Linked DNA regions of Homo sapiens: region 2 is linked to region 1. A link is a loop called in an ENCODE intact Hi-C map of the cell type or tissue named here. Cell type or tissue: ascending aorta. All regions are shown on one strand.

Region 1 (8,000 bases):
TACAGTTCTTGCTTAATAATCTAAGTAATCTATCTGGAAATTAATCAACAAAAAAACCTCACAACTAACGTACACATCTGTGCTTTTCAACCTGGCTTTCAAAATATCATCCCCAGTTTCCCTACTAATTAGCTATACTGAAAAATAAACAACTTGCTAAAAGGGAATATATTAGGAGACACACTGGTAATTGGTTTGGTTGTCATAAATAACGTCATCCTTAAGGAGATGCACACCAGCTGCTATTCCTGTTCACTCCTCAGAGGATGCCTAAAATTGGATTGCTTCTTCCTCCCATATTTGGCAGAAAAAAGCCTTTACCAAGTATTCACAATCAGGATGACCAACTCCGTATCATTAAGAAAAATCACTTGCCTCTGGCACGTGTAAATGCATTATTATATCATTCTTGTATCTGAAAATATACTTCAGCTCCTTTAGCTGTGCTGGCAATACCTTACAATGAAGGTTCCATGTCTAAACTTGACATATTTTATTTTCATTCAAGAGGCTGATTATAAACACATTAATTTGAGAACATTTTATACTGTTAATCTCATATTAAAAGGTATTCAATCACTGAAAGGCTGGATTCAAATACACACAGGTGCATATACACACATACACACATACACACACACACACACAAAGGGCCAAATAAAAGTCACTAGATAACACAAAAGAGTTACAAACCCTTGGGCCAGGTGCAGTGGCTCACGCCTGTAATCCCAGCACTTTGAGAGGCCCAGCCAGGCGGATCATCTGAGGTCAGGAGTGCAAGACCAGCCTGGCCAACAAAGTGAAACCCCATCTCTAATAAAAATACCAAAAAAAAAAAAAGTAGCTGGGCGTGATGGCGGGCACCTGTAACACCAGCTACTCAGGAGGCTGAGGCAGGAGAATTGCTTGAACCCAGGAGGCGGAGGTTGCAGTGAGCTGAGATGGCACCACTGCACTCCAGCCTGGGCAACAAGAGTGAAACTCCGTCTCAGAAAAAAAAAAAATTAAAAAAATAATAATAAACCCTTTTCCCGCTTACCCTGAGAATACTGTGCTGGCAGAGAGCTGCACTTTTTTTTTCTAAACAGGAAATGGGTTAAGCAATTGTAATTATCATCAGTAGAATGCCCTCGCAATAGAAAACATCTCTGTTTAAACCATACTGTGTGGAAGTGGAAGAAAAATCAACCAAAATTATCAAATCACCTACTTCTTCAATTTTTACTCACCATAAAGCATGATAGCCATTTTTCATTATAAAATGTCTTCTGGATAGAAACTCTCCCTCTAAATAAGAGACTGATAATTGGATACAAAACAAAGAACTTACTGTCCTGAAACCCAGCACCCTGATGGACCCCTTGCAGTAGAGTTAAAATCTCTCGAGCTGTTTGTTCTAAACTCTGTACAACTTTTCTGATTTCCTAGAGAGAATTAAAAATAAAAATCAGATACTCAACAGAATCATTGTCATACACTCACACAAAACACATTAGATAGCTTATGTGATCTATCATAACCAAGTTTGAATCCTGACTTTTCCACTTATTTCCTCTGTAAGACTTCAAAAAGTCACTAAAAAGCCTTAGATTCCTCAGATACCCTTTAAAGAATAATAGCCACCCATTAAACCCAAGTATTCAATTGGGACATTATAATGGATGACGTGTGTGAACGCAACTTGCAAAATGAAGAGTTAAATGCAACACAAGAGTCGGGTATTTCTAATTCTTTTTTCTTTTTTTTTTTTTTTTTGAGACGGAGTCTCGCTCTGTCACCCAGGCTGGAGTGCAGTGGCGCGATCTCAGCTCACCGCAACCTCCGCCTCCCGGGTTCACGCCATTCTCCTGCTTCAGCCTCCCGAGTAGCTGGGATTACAGGTGTGCGCAACCATGCCCAGTTAATGTTCTTTTATATTTTTAGTAGAGACAGGGTTTCCCCATGTTGGCCAGGCTGGTCTCAAACTCCTTACCTCAGGTGATCTGGCCGCCTCGGCCTCCCAAAATGCTGGAATTACAGGCATGAGGCGCCGCTCCCCGCCTCTAATTCATTTTTAAAATATTCACTGAGCATACTTATGTGCGAGGCACTGTGTAAATACCGGGGAACCAAGCACACAATCCCTTCCCTCTGGCGGTTTAACATACAATGAGGGAGAAGATTTTTTTAAAATAATCAATATTACACACATTAAAAAAAGTTAATGTGCTACTAGAAAACATAACAGGAAATAGATCGCTTAGACTGTGACGCCAATGAGATAAATACGAGACAATCAGGAAAAGAACGGGAAAGAAGCAAATTCCAGGAAAAGCAAACAGGCAGGAAGCTATTTGGGGCACTAGAAGAGGTAAAGTGAACATCATACACAAAGACAGAGAGCATAAACGAGATTGAAGAGAAACCATGTGAGCCACAGTAGAGTCTGATTTTTTATCCTGTGTGGCATAGGAAATCACAGGAGAGTTTTAAGCAGATCACATGTGCTTTTAAGACACCAACAAAAATACACGAAACGCTCATTCGCTGAAGACCAGGTGCTAATCGAGCCTTCGATATAAACAAGTGCTGAAAAGAAGGAAAACTGACACAAACGAGGCAAGTGATGCTGAGAAGCTGAGACTCGAACACGGGGAATCAGGACAGAGCAGCAAAATTTTGGGCGGGGGCGGGGAGTGCCTAACCTAAAGCTAGAGGGGAAGCAACCCACCCTCGGAGGCGTCCCCACCGCCCGAGACTGAGCGACAGAGGAGGGCCGGGCGAAGTGGCCCAACTAGGCATGGAAAGGCAAAGGGAATGGGGAAGGGAGGGGGCTCGCCTCTCGGATGTCCTGCTCGGCAGCCAAAAAGCCCTGCAGCTCCACGAAGATCTCGCTCACAGACATGGCGCCGGCTGCACAACAATCAGCCAGTGTAGCAAGGGCGGCCAAGGAAGTGGACGCCGCAGGCAACCAGCGCAATCAATCGCAACGGCCGCCGCTACCGCCGCGTCCCCCCGGTCTTACGCCACGACCGTCGCTAGGGTCCTCCGAGGCTCGCGGCGCGCCGGAGGACGGGCTGTCCGCCGCGCTGCCTGAGGCGCCGTCCGCTGCGTTCGGAACCGAGGCGCGCGTCCAAAGGGCAGAGGAGAGGGAGAGTGGGCGGGGCCTCAGTCTGAGGCCTTCAGACAGGCATCGCCAGAAACAACCTGCGAAGGCGGCCCTCGGAGCACGTGGGCCTGAGGGAGGGCGGGGACGGGCGTGTAGGTGGTGCGGGCAAGTGGGGCTGGTTAGCTTATATGTGTGTATTTATTTCATACACAACAACAGTTGGAGGGAAATATTTGACAACGAAAGAGTATGCACAAAAAACAGGTGCAGAAGAATGTAGAGAGAGTTCAGCCTTCGTGAGAGAGTAGGGGGCCAGTGCATTTCCAAAAAAAAGGAAAATAAAAGTAACGTATGTAGGACTGTGAGTAGGGAATGGATTGGGAGCGAAAATTTTCTGTGTAGATCTTTTAATGTCTTCTCTGTATGGCTGTATTACCTATTTTTAAATTAAACGGCTTTTTTAAGCGTGTGCGGTGGGATGTTTCTCTTTCCACTCACACCTTGTCCTAATTCCCCTTCCATGCCCTATAACGGTTTCCCCTTTCATGCCCTATAACGGTTTCCCCTTTGTTCTTGAAGAGTTATTTCATACACACATACTGTGTGTGTGTTCTTGAACAGTTATTCCATACACAAATACAGTGTGTGTGTGTGTTGCACTCGCCAGATGAATTGGAATGATTCTTATCAACTAAATGATAATTTATTGCTTGCTTTGTTTCTGACATTATTCTAAACTCTTTACATGAAGGATCATATTTAATTCTCATTATATGAGAATAATTTCATGTCCATGAAGAAGACAGTAAGACCACTAGCACCTACATTTTTAAAAAACTATCGGCCGGGCGCAGTGGCTCACACCTGTAATCCCAACACTTTGGGAGGCCAAGGCGGGCAGATCACAAAGTCAGGAGTTCGAGACCAGCCTGACCAACATGGTGAAACTCCGTCTCTACTAAAGATACAAAAACTAGCCGGGCGTGGTGGCGCGCGCCTGTAATCCCGGCAACTCGGGAGACTGAGGCAGAAGAATCGCTTGAACCCGGGAGGCACAGGTTGCAGTTAGCCGAGATCACACCACTGCACTATAGCCTGGGCAACAGACTCCGTCTCAAAAAAAATAAAAAACCCTTTCTTATCTCGTGTTTGTTCTCCCAAAACCCATTCGTCTGTCCTAAAGAATCCTATTTGTTCTCATACAAACTTTCGTCACCTCTCCGTTTTACCTAGAGTTAGGCACACAAGCCACTAACTGGTTTTTTGTTTCTTTCTTTTCTTGTGTGGTTTTCGTTATTGTTGTTTTGTTCTGTTTCATTTTTTGGTCTCATTACGTTGCCCAGTCGGGTCTTGAACTCCTGGGCTCAAGAAATCCTCCTGCCTCAGCCTTTCAAAATGCTGGGATTACAGGTATCAACCACTGCGCCCAGACATAAACCTCTAACCATTTAGTAGGCTAGCTACTTATTTTGCTAGCTCCAGCATCCATGCAAATAAGCCTTTTTTGGGAGTGTCCTATAAAAAGTTTAATTAGACCCTATTAGTCGATGGTGTTGTTGAGTTCTTATATGCCCATGCTGATTTTCTGTTCCGTTAATCTGTCTTTTGTCAGTTTAATTTGCAGGCCCTGGCTGGGCATGGTGGCTCACACCTGTAATCCCACCACTTTAAGAGGCTAACGAGGAGGATCACTTGAGCCCAAGAGTTCGAGACCAGCCTGGGCAACATAGTGAGACCGCCATCTCTACAAAAAATGTTTTGAAAATTGGCTGAACATGGTAGCGCATGCCTGTGGTCCCAGCTACTTCAGAGGCTGAGGTGGGAGGATCACTTGAGCTCAGGATGCCACGGCTGCAGTGAGCCATGATTGTGCCACTGCACTCAAGCCTGGGTGACAGAGTGAGACCCTGCCTCAAATAAATAATTTTTTGGAGGCCCCCATAAACTGAACAAAATATAATAAAGAGAAAGCTTTTCCTTCCCAATACTAGCTTCATAAAGAACTGGAAAGTGTTCCCTTCTGGTCTATTATCTGGAAGAGCTTATGCAGATTGCTGTTTGTTCTTTAAGTAGTTGTAGAATTCTCTGCTGAAACCTTCTCCAACGAAACCTTCTTTGGAGATCTCTTTTGGGGAATTTTTATTGCAAATTCAATTTCCTAATAGTCATAGTGCTACTCAAAGTATCTTTTTCTTTAAGAGATGGGGTCTCGCTCTGTCAGCAGGTGATTCTTCTGCCTCAGCCTACCCAGTAGCTGGGACTATAGGCACATGCCACCACACCTGGCTAATTTTTGTCTTTTTTGGTAGAGATGGGGTCTGGCTATGTTGCCCAGGCTACAAAGTATCTATTTAATATTGGGTGAGCTATGGTAGCTGTGTTTTTTTAAAGGAATTGGTTCATTTAGTCTAAGTCATTTATTTGAATAGAGTTGTTTATAGTATTTCCTTATATTCTTTTGTCATCTTCAGGCTCTCTAGTGCCACCCTGTATTTCATTCCTGATAGAAAGAATTTATCCATTTTCTCTGTTTCTCTTTGTCAATCTTGCTGGAGGTTTATCCACTTTATTGATCTCTTAAAATAACTAGTTCTCTGTTTAATTTTTTTTTTTTTTTGAGATGGAGTCTCTGTCACTTGGGGTGGAGTGCAGTGACGTGATCTCGGCTCACTGCAACCTCCGCCTCCTGGGTTCATATGATTCTCCTGCCTCAGCCTCCCGAGTAACTGGGATTACAGGCGCGCTCCGCTGCACCCAGCTGATTTTTGTATTTTTAGTAGAGATGGGGTTTCACCATGTTGCCCGGGCCGGCCTTGAACTCCTGACCTCAGGTGACCCACCCACCTCAGCCTCCCAAAGTGCTGGGATTACAGGCATAAGCCACCATGCCCGATTCTGTTTCAATTCCATCAATTTCTACTCTTTATTATTTTCTTTTTTTTTTGAGACAGAGTCTCGCTCTGTCGCCCAGGCTGGAGTGCAGTGGCGCAATCTCGGCTCACTGCAAGCTCTGCCTCCCGGGTTCACGCCATTCTCCTGCCTCAGCCTCCTGAGTAGCTGGGACTACAGGCGCTCGCCACTGCACCCAACTAATTTTTTGTATTTTTAGTAGAGACAGGGTTTCACCTTGTTAGCCAGGATGGTCTCGATCTCCTGACCTCGTGATCTGCCCGCCTCGGCCTCCCAACGTGCTGGGATTACAGGTGTGAGCCACCGCACCCGGCCGTCTGCTCTTTATTATTTTCTTCTTTCTGCTCGTTTTGGTTTTATTTTACTCTTCTAGGTTCTTGAGATGGAGCTTAGATTATTAAGATTTTCCCACTTTTCTAATGGATGCATTTTAGTGCTGTTAACTTTCCCTCTGGGCACTGCTCTTAGCTGTGTACCACAAATTTTTGGTATGTTGTAGTTTCATTTTTATTTAGTTCAATGTATTTTTTAAATTTCTCTTGTGACTTCCTAATTGATTATCTAGAAGTATATGGTTTAATTTTCAAGTGTTTAGAGATTTTTCTGTTATTGTGTTATTGATTGCTAGTTTGAATCTATATAGTCAGAGAACGAGCTATGATTCAATTCTCGTAAATGTGTTAAGATTTTGTTTAAATAGTCCGGAATATGGTCTCTCTTAGTATATATTCCACAGGCAATTGAAAGGATCTGTTGTTGGGTGGAGTGGCAATTCGGCCCTTTTAGCTGTTGAGTTCTTCTATGCCCTGCTGATTTGTCTAGTTGTTCTATTAATTTCTTAAGGGATTTTCTACAGAATCAGTCATTTCATCTGTGAACAAATAGTTTTATTTCTTCATCCCAATCTATATACTTCCTATTTCCTTTTCCTGTCCTAATGCATTATATAGGACTTCCAGTAAGATATTGGATAGGAATGGAAAAAGGACATCCTTGCCTTCTTCCCAACCTTAGAGCCAAAGTGTCCAGTTTCTCACCCTTAACTATGATGTTAGCTGTAGGGTGTTGTTGTTGTTGTTATTATTGTTTGTTTGTTTGTTAGTTTTTAGAGGTAGGGTCTTACTTTATCACCCAGGCTGAAGTACAGTGGTATGATCATAGCTCACTGCAGCCTTGAACTCCTGAGCTCAATTGATCCTCCTGCCTCAGCTTCCAGAGTAGTGGGGACTACAGGTATGCACCACCATGCTTTAATAATTTTTTTTTAATTTTTTCGTAGACATGGGGTCTGGTCATGTTGCTCAGGCTAGTCTTGAACTCCTGGCCTCAAGGGATCCTCCTGCCTACGCCTCCCAAAGTGCTGGAATTATAGGCGTGAGCCACTGTGCCTGGCCTTGTTTTGGTTTTGGTTTTTTAAGAGACATGGTCTTGCTCTGTCACCCAGGCTGGAGTGCAATGACATGACCACAGCTCACTGCAGCCTTAACCTACTGGGCTCAAGCAATCTTCCCACCTCAGCCTCCCAAGTAGCTGGGACTATAGGTGTGTGTCATCCAGCCTAGCTAAATTTTTTTTATTTTTGGTAGAGATAGAATCTCACTGTGTTGCTCAGGCTGGTCCTGAACTCCTGGGCTCAAGCAGTTCTCTTGCTTTGGCCTCCCAACGTGGTGGGATTACAGGCATGAGCCACTGCACCTGGCCTTATTCTATCAATTGTCAATAGAGGGGTCTCTAACTATAATTATAGATTTTTTTTTTTTTTTTGAGACGGAGTCTCACTCTGTCACCAGGCTGGAGTGTAGTGGCACAATATCTACTCACTGCAACCTCCGCCTCCTGGGTTCAAGCAATTCTCCTGCCTCAGCCTCCCAAGTAGCTGGGACTACAGGTGCACACCACCACGCCCAGCTAATTTTTGTATTTTTAGTAGAGACGGGGTTTTACCATATTGACCAGACTGGTCTCGATCTCTTGACCTCGTGATCCACCCGCCTCAGTCTCC
Region 2 (8,000 bases), 350 kb after region 1:
CATTAATCAGGGATGATTTGTGGAAGAGAGGACACTTCTATCAAACTTTAAACATGGGACTTGGTAGTAGTCAAGGATCAGAAAAGGCAAAGGGCACCAATGTGAAATGAGTGTTTGCTTTGTCCTAGGTACGGTAGAAGGTACAATGTTTTATCTTTTAATCCTCTCAGCAGCCACGTGACATGGTCCTTATCCTGTTTGACCAATAAGGAAATCACAGGCTTAAAGATAGCAGAGTACTTATTTATTTTATTTATTTATTTTTGAGACTGAGTTTCGCTCTTGTTGCCCAGGCTGAAGTGCAATAGTGTGATCTTGGCTCACTGCAACCTCTGCCTCCTGGGTTCAAACAATTCTCCTGCCTCAGCCTCCTGAGTAACTGGGATTACAGGCACCCACCACCATGCCTGGCTAATTTTTTTATTTTTAGTAGGGACAGGGTTTCACCACATTGGCCAGGCTGGTCTTGAATTCCTGACCTAAGGTGATCCACCTGCCTTGGCCTCCCAAAGTGCTGGGATTACAGGTGTGAGCCACTGCCCCTGGCCCAGAGTACCTTATTTACAGCAGAACTGAGATTAAAATCCAGATCTGTCTGACCCTGAAACACATGCTGTTTTGTTTTTTCCCTTTTTTGTTTTGTACCTCTCATTAAAATGCAGGATAGACATGCTTTTTAAACTTTATTCCATTGCCTTTCAGTTGTAGCATGTGGAAAACACAGCTGGGATAAAATGAAAAAGATTTGGTGCATGGCTTTGTCACTTCCAGATGTGTTAGCTTGAGTAAATCACTCAGTCTTAGTTTCCTCATCTTAAAATGAGAGCAAATCTCTGGTTTTATATTCCTATTTGATTTAGCTATAAATTAAATAAGAGTTTGTGAAAAAACATTGTTATGTAGATACGAATTATGTAAAGCTTATGTAGTTGACTGATCAAAAAAATTACCCAGGTGTGGTAGTGTGCACCTCCCAGCTACTCGGGAGGCTGAGGTGGGAGGATCACTTGAGCTTGGGAGATCAAGGCTGTAGTGAGCTATGATCGCACCACTGCACTCTAGCCTGGGTAATAGAGTGAGACCCTGTCTCAAAAATAATAAAAGTAGTAAATTCATTGATTTCTGTTTTATTTCTTCTAGTCGAGTTGAACTGAAAAGGTTGTGTGAGATCTTCACTCGGATGTTTGCTGACCCTCATAGCAAGGTAAGTCTGAAGTCATGCCTGCCCTGTCTTTACCCCTGCATGTCTGTGTGCTCTGTGTGATATACTACCCAAGAATGAGAGAGAATTCCCGATAGTGCAGTTCCGACCTTACAGAGTCACACCGGTTTCAGCACTAGTGTATGTTACATCTTTTAAAAACAGAATTCTTGGAAACTTAAATGTGCATAAAATTTCAAGTTAAATAAGTGTGTTTCAAGTAAATGTTATCAGGGAGAGAATCAGATGGTCTTTCTTATATTCAGCAAATATTTTTGTATGTCTCCTCTTAGCCAAACAGTGAGGTAGGTGCTAGGGTATAAGATTATATTATAATATCATGCATTTTTTAATGTTATAGTAGTGAAGAAAATAAGTATATAATTATTTTTGTATCCCGTGTAGAATATGTCCGTATAGGACAAGATAGAAAAAATGAGAATATGTAATGGATTTATTGATAAACCAGGTTATTTCATAAAATAGGATTTTGCTGTTACCAAGAATTTGCTGAACGGGGATCACTTAGCTGGTGCCCACACCTCCTGAGGGCCATAGGGAACACTAAGCCCAAGGAATGCTTTTTTTGATGAGAGAGTCCCAGCTGAGGGGGAAATGCCCATGAGTATGGGACAGAACACTTTCCAGGGGTGGTGGAAAAGACGTGAGACAGGGTATCTTTACAGAAGTTTACTTGGAGTCTAGATTTTAAATACTATTGTTAGGGAGAAGGCCCTTAGAGACTATTAGATGCTTTTAGAGGAAGAAGGTAAGGTGTGGAAATGGATAGAACCTTAAATGAGCAGAAGCAAATCTTTAATGCTGACATGCAGGATCAACTACAGTTTTCCTAGTAAAGATGGGCTCCTCCAAGTCTTGCTGGAAGAAAGAAACCTGTGATGGCCAGAGAGCCCAGCCAGTTAGTCATCATCATCTTCTTTCTTTTCCTATCCTTGCTTCCTCGTAGGAATTGTCCTTGAAATATCAAACATCCATCCACCCATTCATTCACCCAGTCATTTAACATTTACTGAGTACCTGCTCTGGGGCAGGGATATAGAAAAGAAGATATGGTCCCAGCCTTTTGAGGTGCTCATGAGAGTAAAGGGGATGAATGCAAGGGTTCTCCTCCCCTCCCCCCACAACAGCTCTCCTCACTCAGTGTCATTCTTGAAGCATGTCTTTAAACTTTCTGCTGTGACCCTCACAGCAAAGTCAACATTAACAATATTAATAAAAATCCACTGGGCACAGTGGCTTACACCTGTAATCCCAGCACTTTGGGAGGCTGAGGTGGGCAGATCACCTGAGGTCAAGAGTTCGAGACCAGCCTGGCCAACATGGCAAAACCCTGTCTCTACTAAAAATATAAAAATTAGCTGGGCATGGTGGCGGGCACCTGTAATCGCAGTTACTTGGGAGGCAATCACTTGAACCTGGGAGGTGGAGGTTACAGTGAGCTGAGATCGCACCACTGCACTCCTGCCTGAACAACAGAGTGAGACTCTGTCTCAATAAAAATTCAGGAAAGACTGAGCTTAAAGGCCACATAGATATCCAAAGATAAAATTTATCAAGATTTTTCTCTAAGGTAGTGGTAAAAGCAGTAAGATTTAACTCATAAGCATAATTAGATTCTTAAGATTTATAACGTGAACACTATTAGATGGTTTAGAACACTGATAAATTTCTGTTACCTGTCACCCCTAGATTGCTGATTCAGAAGCAGAATGTGAGGATAAAGAAGGAAATTTGTTTCCATCAGAAGTCTCTTGTACAGTGAGTTTGGAGGTCTCAGTTTAGTTAGTATTTGTTAGCTGCCTGTAAGTGAAGCCAGGAATCCCACAGCTGAATGACTTTTTCCTGAGCTGTCTCACAGGAGACCCCTGGTGGTGAATAGTTGCTGTGCTAGAAATGAGGCGGTATAGGGTTTGTGGTTTGTCCAAGTAGAACAAGTTTCATTAACAAGGTAGGGATACTCAGTGCTACTTTTCTCTCTGAAATTGGTTCAGAGATATTCCACTGTGCACTCTATTTTGCCTTAGCAAAAATCATTACACAACAGCATGATGATTATGTTAATATTTTTATATATTTTATTCTAAGCCGTAATCTATTACTTTATGATATCTGAAATTGGTATACATCAAAATGTCTGACGTGAAAAGCAATAGCTACACAATAGTGAGTAGGTGTTTTTATTGGCTCATTTTATAATAGTATTTGTTGACTGCTAGATAGTGAATAAGAATACTATAGAATTAGGGCAAGAGGATTTGTTGTTGTTTAAGAAAGAAAAGCCTTCAGGATTAAACACAGAAAAGTTAATTTCTCTCTGTACTGCTTTTTAAAGACTTACATTGATGGAGGAGAGAATATTTCATTGGTTTGTAGCCTTTTCAGGTTTTCTTAAAAAAACGCATGAAAATGGTATTAATTCACTGCCAACTAACATGGAATTTGTTTTGTTGCATGGCCTCGTTTGCGGTGGAATTCACAACAGAGAGTAAGTTCCATTTCTTTTTCCTTTATCTGTTTTCTGCACTACATTTTCCTTCTGTACTATGAACAGTTGTTAACAGTGTTAACCTAAGTTACAAGAGTCTGGGCAAAGCACGTATGGGCATTTTTAATGTTTTGTAGACTTTGGAGGAGATCGTGAATTCAATATGTGAACTACTTGGTTTTCATTTGTGTCTAGGTTTTCAGTATGTTTTTGGAGACTCTTGTGGATTTTATAATAATTCATAAGGATGATTTACAAGACTGGCTTTTTGTTCTTCTCACACAATTACTTAAGAAAATGGGAGCAGATTTACTTGGATCTGTGCAAGCAAAAGTTCAAAAGGCTCTAGATGTCACAAGGTAAGTGTTTAAGGGTTAGGTCCATTTTGATGTTACAGGATACTTGTAAGTGACTTTTTGCCATTCTCTTTTGTTACCCATGGCCTTTGTCACCCCCTTGAATATCTCTTTTACTCAGTTCTCACTTTCTGTTGTTGACATACTTGTTGACATGTCCCACCAGTCCATGAAATGAAATACCATATCTTCCTTGTGTTGATATTACTTTTGTGAGTATTTAAGACATATATAATAAACAAATGTAAAACTTTGGAAATTGATTCTCTTCTCATTAAAAAACATTTAAAGGGAACATTTAGAATATTTGTTTACATTTCTCTGAAGACCTTAGTATTTTTATTACTTCAACTTACAAGTCTTACTAGAAATTTTTCTATCGGTGTATGATGTAGAGTTTCCATTGGTCCAGGAAAATTCTCTAAATTAATAGTACACTGGCTAGAGATTAATAGCACATTTGCAGTAGTTGTGACCCTTCTGGCTGTTATGAGAAAAGAAAAGCTGCTGAAGCCCAGAAAAGTTAGAAAAAGTACATGCTGCTGCTGTTCAGAAACCGCTTCTCTATTGTCTATGCAGTTGTGGGTCCTCAATATGCAAGTATGAAAGTTGAAACATCTCAGAAGACACTTTGCAATAATGTCTTGGTTGTGATTTGGTGGAAGATGGATGGGGGGAATGTCAAATTGGTGAACTTTTTTAAAGAACAAAGGAATAACTTCCAAGTCACTCAGAAAATTATCAGGGCAATGACTTTTATAAGTTACTACAAACTGGAATAATTCTAGTTATCATAGAATTTCAAGATGGAAGGACCTTAAAGATGATGCTCATTTTATCAGTGAGAAACAGACAGTTTGCCTTGACTTTGTGTTAGTGGCTGTTTGGGAACGCAAATCCAGGATTTCTGAAGATTGCACTGTTGTCTGTTTTTATTGTTGCAGGCTATCTTGTGGGTGTGTGTCCTCACCTCCTGTGGGGGCAGGGGGGTGGTATGGATAGCACTGGAACCTTCTCTTCCCTCTCTGGCTCCCTTGACTAGCACAGTAGCACATCCTGCCCTGCCGGCATCTCCCTATGCGTGCAGCTTTTACATGACTCTGACTTCAAAGTATGCGTCTGTTCCTCTACACCATGATGCCAGCTGTTTTCTTTTGGCCCTTGACCCTGTCAGTCTGTGTAATTGCATTGCTCTAGAATTCTGTTATCCAGAGCGATTACCCTTCTGGTTTTTAATGAACTCAAAGTAATGTACTTGCATCTGTCGGTGAGGCCATAAAAAAAGAATATTAAATAAATAAATAAATAAGAATCAAAGTAATGTACTAAATTTGCAATAAAGCTTTCAAACTTCGTCATTCCTTTGCATGGCTAAACTTAGTGGAGTTAGGGAGCATTACAGTACACCATTATACCAGTGGATTATAAAGGTTTAGCCAAGATTGACTGAGGGGCTAGGCTGATAAGCTGGTATAATTGAGTGGAGTAGATAGGATGGCTGTTGATAGACTGGGGCCGGTTGTGGCCACATTGGGACATGGGCTCAGTAGTACCAGACTTTTCAAGAAAGGTCAGAAATGTGGATTTGGGCAACATATTTGAGAATTTTTTAAGATACTGTGAAGGCCAAATAAAACACATGTGAGCCAGACTTGGCCTGTAGGTCGCTTAATTTAGGTGAATTTACCAATGACCAGATCTATTTCATATATTTAGGAATGGTAGGAGTATTAAGATTGTGTTCCTAAACTTTGGTGATTAAGGAATACAATTGTGACCTCCTGTTAGTTTTCCTGGATGCCCCTTTAAGAGTCCTAATCTCAGTAGATTTGGTCTGAGTGCCTAAAGCGTTTTTAATATTCCCTTCTTTTTCTCAGCAGTTGAGATGCACAGCTGTTTAAGCTGATCTAGAATAGTCAGCGACTGCTAATAGGAGGTTTTAGTGATGGCTGAGAATTGCTTCTCAGTTTATAGACTTGAGTGCTAATCTGCCTCAATTTCCTTTCCTTTACCTGTGCCTAACAATGGCGTATTTCCCGATTATACACACCCATTACTGAAATGTATTCTCCATCCACCCCATGCTGCCAGAAGAAGGGAGAGACATTTTGTGGGTGGTTTGTTGACATAGTCACTTAAATTAGGTATATTAAAGTATGCTTTCCTTCCCGAAGAGATCTTCAAAGATTCCAGGGTATTATTGGATCAAGTTTACTTTTTATTAGTAATTATATGTAGGATAACACTGGTACCTGATATGTGCCATGTGCTTTTTATTTTTATTGTATGATTTTATTGACTTTTCAAACCAGTTCTATTTGCTTCATTTTACAGAGTCAAACCTACTTCTTTATTTTACTACATTTACGTAGATTGGGAAAAATCTCTAAGAGAGTCCAAAGAAAGCAGTGTAGATATTTGCCTTGCATTTATCTTTCCTGTTAATATGGAAGTTACATCACCATTTTCCACGTGGGCCCCATTGTGCAATTTTAAACTAATACTAGTAATTACAGCATTTTAACAGAAAGAGCACTGACTCTCTGGCCAAGAGAGAGAAGGGGCTTCTGGGACCCCAGGCTTCTGTGTGTGATTTGTAGCTGGATGGGAAATGTTTTGTCGCCATCTCACAGGCATTCTTCTGTGGTGTGCAGGGACCCTAAGCAGTGACCAGGACCAAGGAGGATGATACGGTTAGTTTAAGCAGGGTCAGCTGTAAGCAGCCCGGTCAGGATGTAAAAATGAGATTTGGGTATCAGAAGTGATTTTTATGTTTAAGCAATATCCAGAAAGGTAGCTGGAGGGAAAATGAGCGAATCCCTAGAAAGGCAGGTAGAAATTTCTCCTTAGTTTATTGCTTAGTCTTAATTTTTTAAATAGCCACTCAAAGTAAGTTCAATTTGTGTTTGGGGACTTGCAAAAAGATCTTCCTTTTTCCATATTTTCTGTATAACATGTATTACTCTACATAAAACGAAAAGCACTATTTATTAAAAATGTGAACAGGGTTTTACATACATTAACTTACAATGGTATGCTTTTGTTAAATAGTTTTACATTGTTTTGTAATAAATTTCTTTAAAAATAAGCACTTTTTTCCCACCAACCTAGGGACTCCTTTCCATTTGATCAACAATTTAACATTTTGATGAGATTTATTGTGGATCAAACTCAAACTCCAAACCTCAAGGTCAGTAATTATTTGTCATTACAATTCAACCCTGGAACTCACATTTGTTTAAATTTACTTTTGTTTATGTATGACCCATGTTTAGCTATTGTGAATAAATCTGCTGTGAGCATTCTTGTTTGATTCTTTGTGGACATGTTCCTGTTTCTCTTGGTTCAGTACCTAGTAGTGTATTTGCTGGTTCATTGGGTAAGTACATGTTTAGCTTTTTTAGAAACCACTAAAATGGTTATACCATATTGTATTCCTACCAGTAGTTTATGAGAGCTCTAGTTTTGCTGCATCCTCACCAGCATTTGGACAGTACTAGTCTTTTTCACAATTAATATTTAAACTAGAAAATTAAGACATTCTTGTGTGTAGAGATAGGTATCTTATTGGAATGTTTAATATTAACATTCTAAGCTGTGAAAGTTAATCGTTACATGTTGTGGAAAATCATACCTGTAATAACAAGACCAAGTTTGAGGGAGGATGTATGTTAATTTGAATTAGGTCACGTTCATCATCTGTTCTTTGATCATTAACTTTTTGGAGGTTTTAGGATGAGTCTAACAAATAATTACCTTTTCCTCCTGAAGTCAAAGCTAGTTGAGAAGTTGATGGTGAAGTTAGGACAGAGCATCAGCTTGATTACTGAAAATGCTGCCTTACAGAACATGGCCTAGAACGTGTGACAAAACTAGAGCTGAACATGCCCTGCAGTCAGTGGCAGAGCTGGAAATCCCACGGGCCCCTCTCAAGGGC

Evidence for each region. Hi-C counts contacts between places; a loop is a spot of excess contacts. Peaks named below come from ENCODE experiments on the same cell type or tissue, not always from the same donor. Only the 100,000 strongest peaks of a DNase experiment are listed, where the experiment ranks them.
Region 2: it touches region 1 in a loop (2.8-fold over the local background); 12 of 110 quality-filtered maps call a loop at or near these places.

What each region holds. Positions count from the first base shown.
Region 1 is chr2:121,750,664-121,758,663 of GRCh38, reverse strand. It overlaps TSN (translin), which reads right to left and starts at 3,013. Exons shown (of 6, transcript NM_004622.3): 1 at 2,819-3,013; 2 at 1,331-1,424. The coding sequence starts at 2,884. RefSeq lists an enhancer at 2,959-3,148. In ascending aorta, no CTCF peak of the experiment used is centred here; a DNase peak (open chromatin) is centred at 3,143; H3K4me3 peaks cover 2,824 bases; H3K27ac peaks cover 662 bases.
Region 2 is chr2:121,397,575-121,405,574 of GRCh38, reverse strand. CLASP1 (cytoplasmic linker associated protein 1) reads left to right here. Exons shown (of 41, transcript NM_001395891.1): 27 at 1,141-1,204; 28 at 3,705-3,707; 29 at 3,903-4,066; 30 at 7,175-7,253. Among named protein-coding and RNA genes, the nearest start is that of TFCP2L1, 120 kb to the right of the region's middle. In ascending aorta, a CTCF peak has its summit at 3,087 (motif pointing left); a DNase peak (open chromatin) is centred at 3,094; H3K27ac peaks cover 671 bases.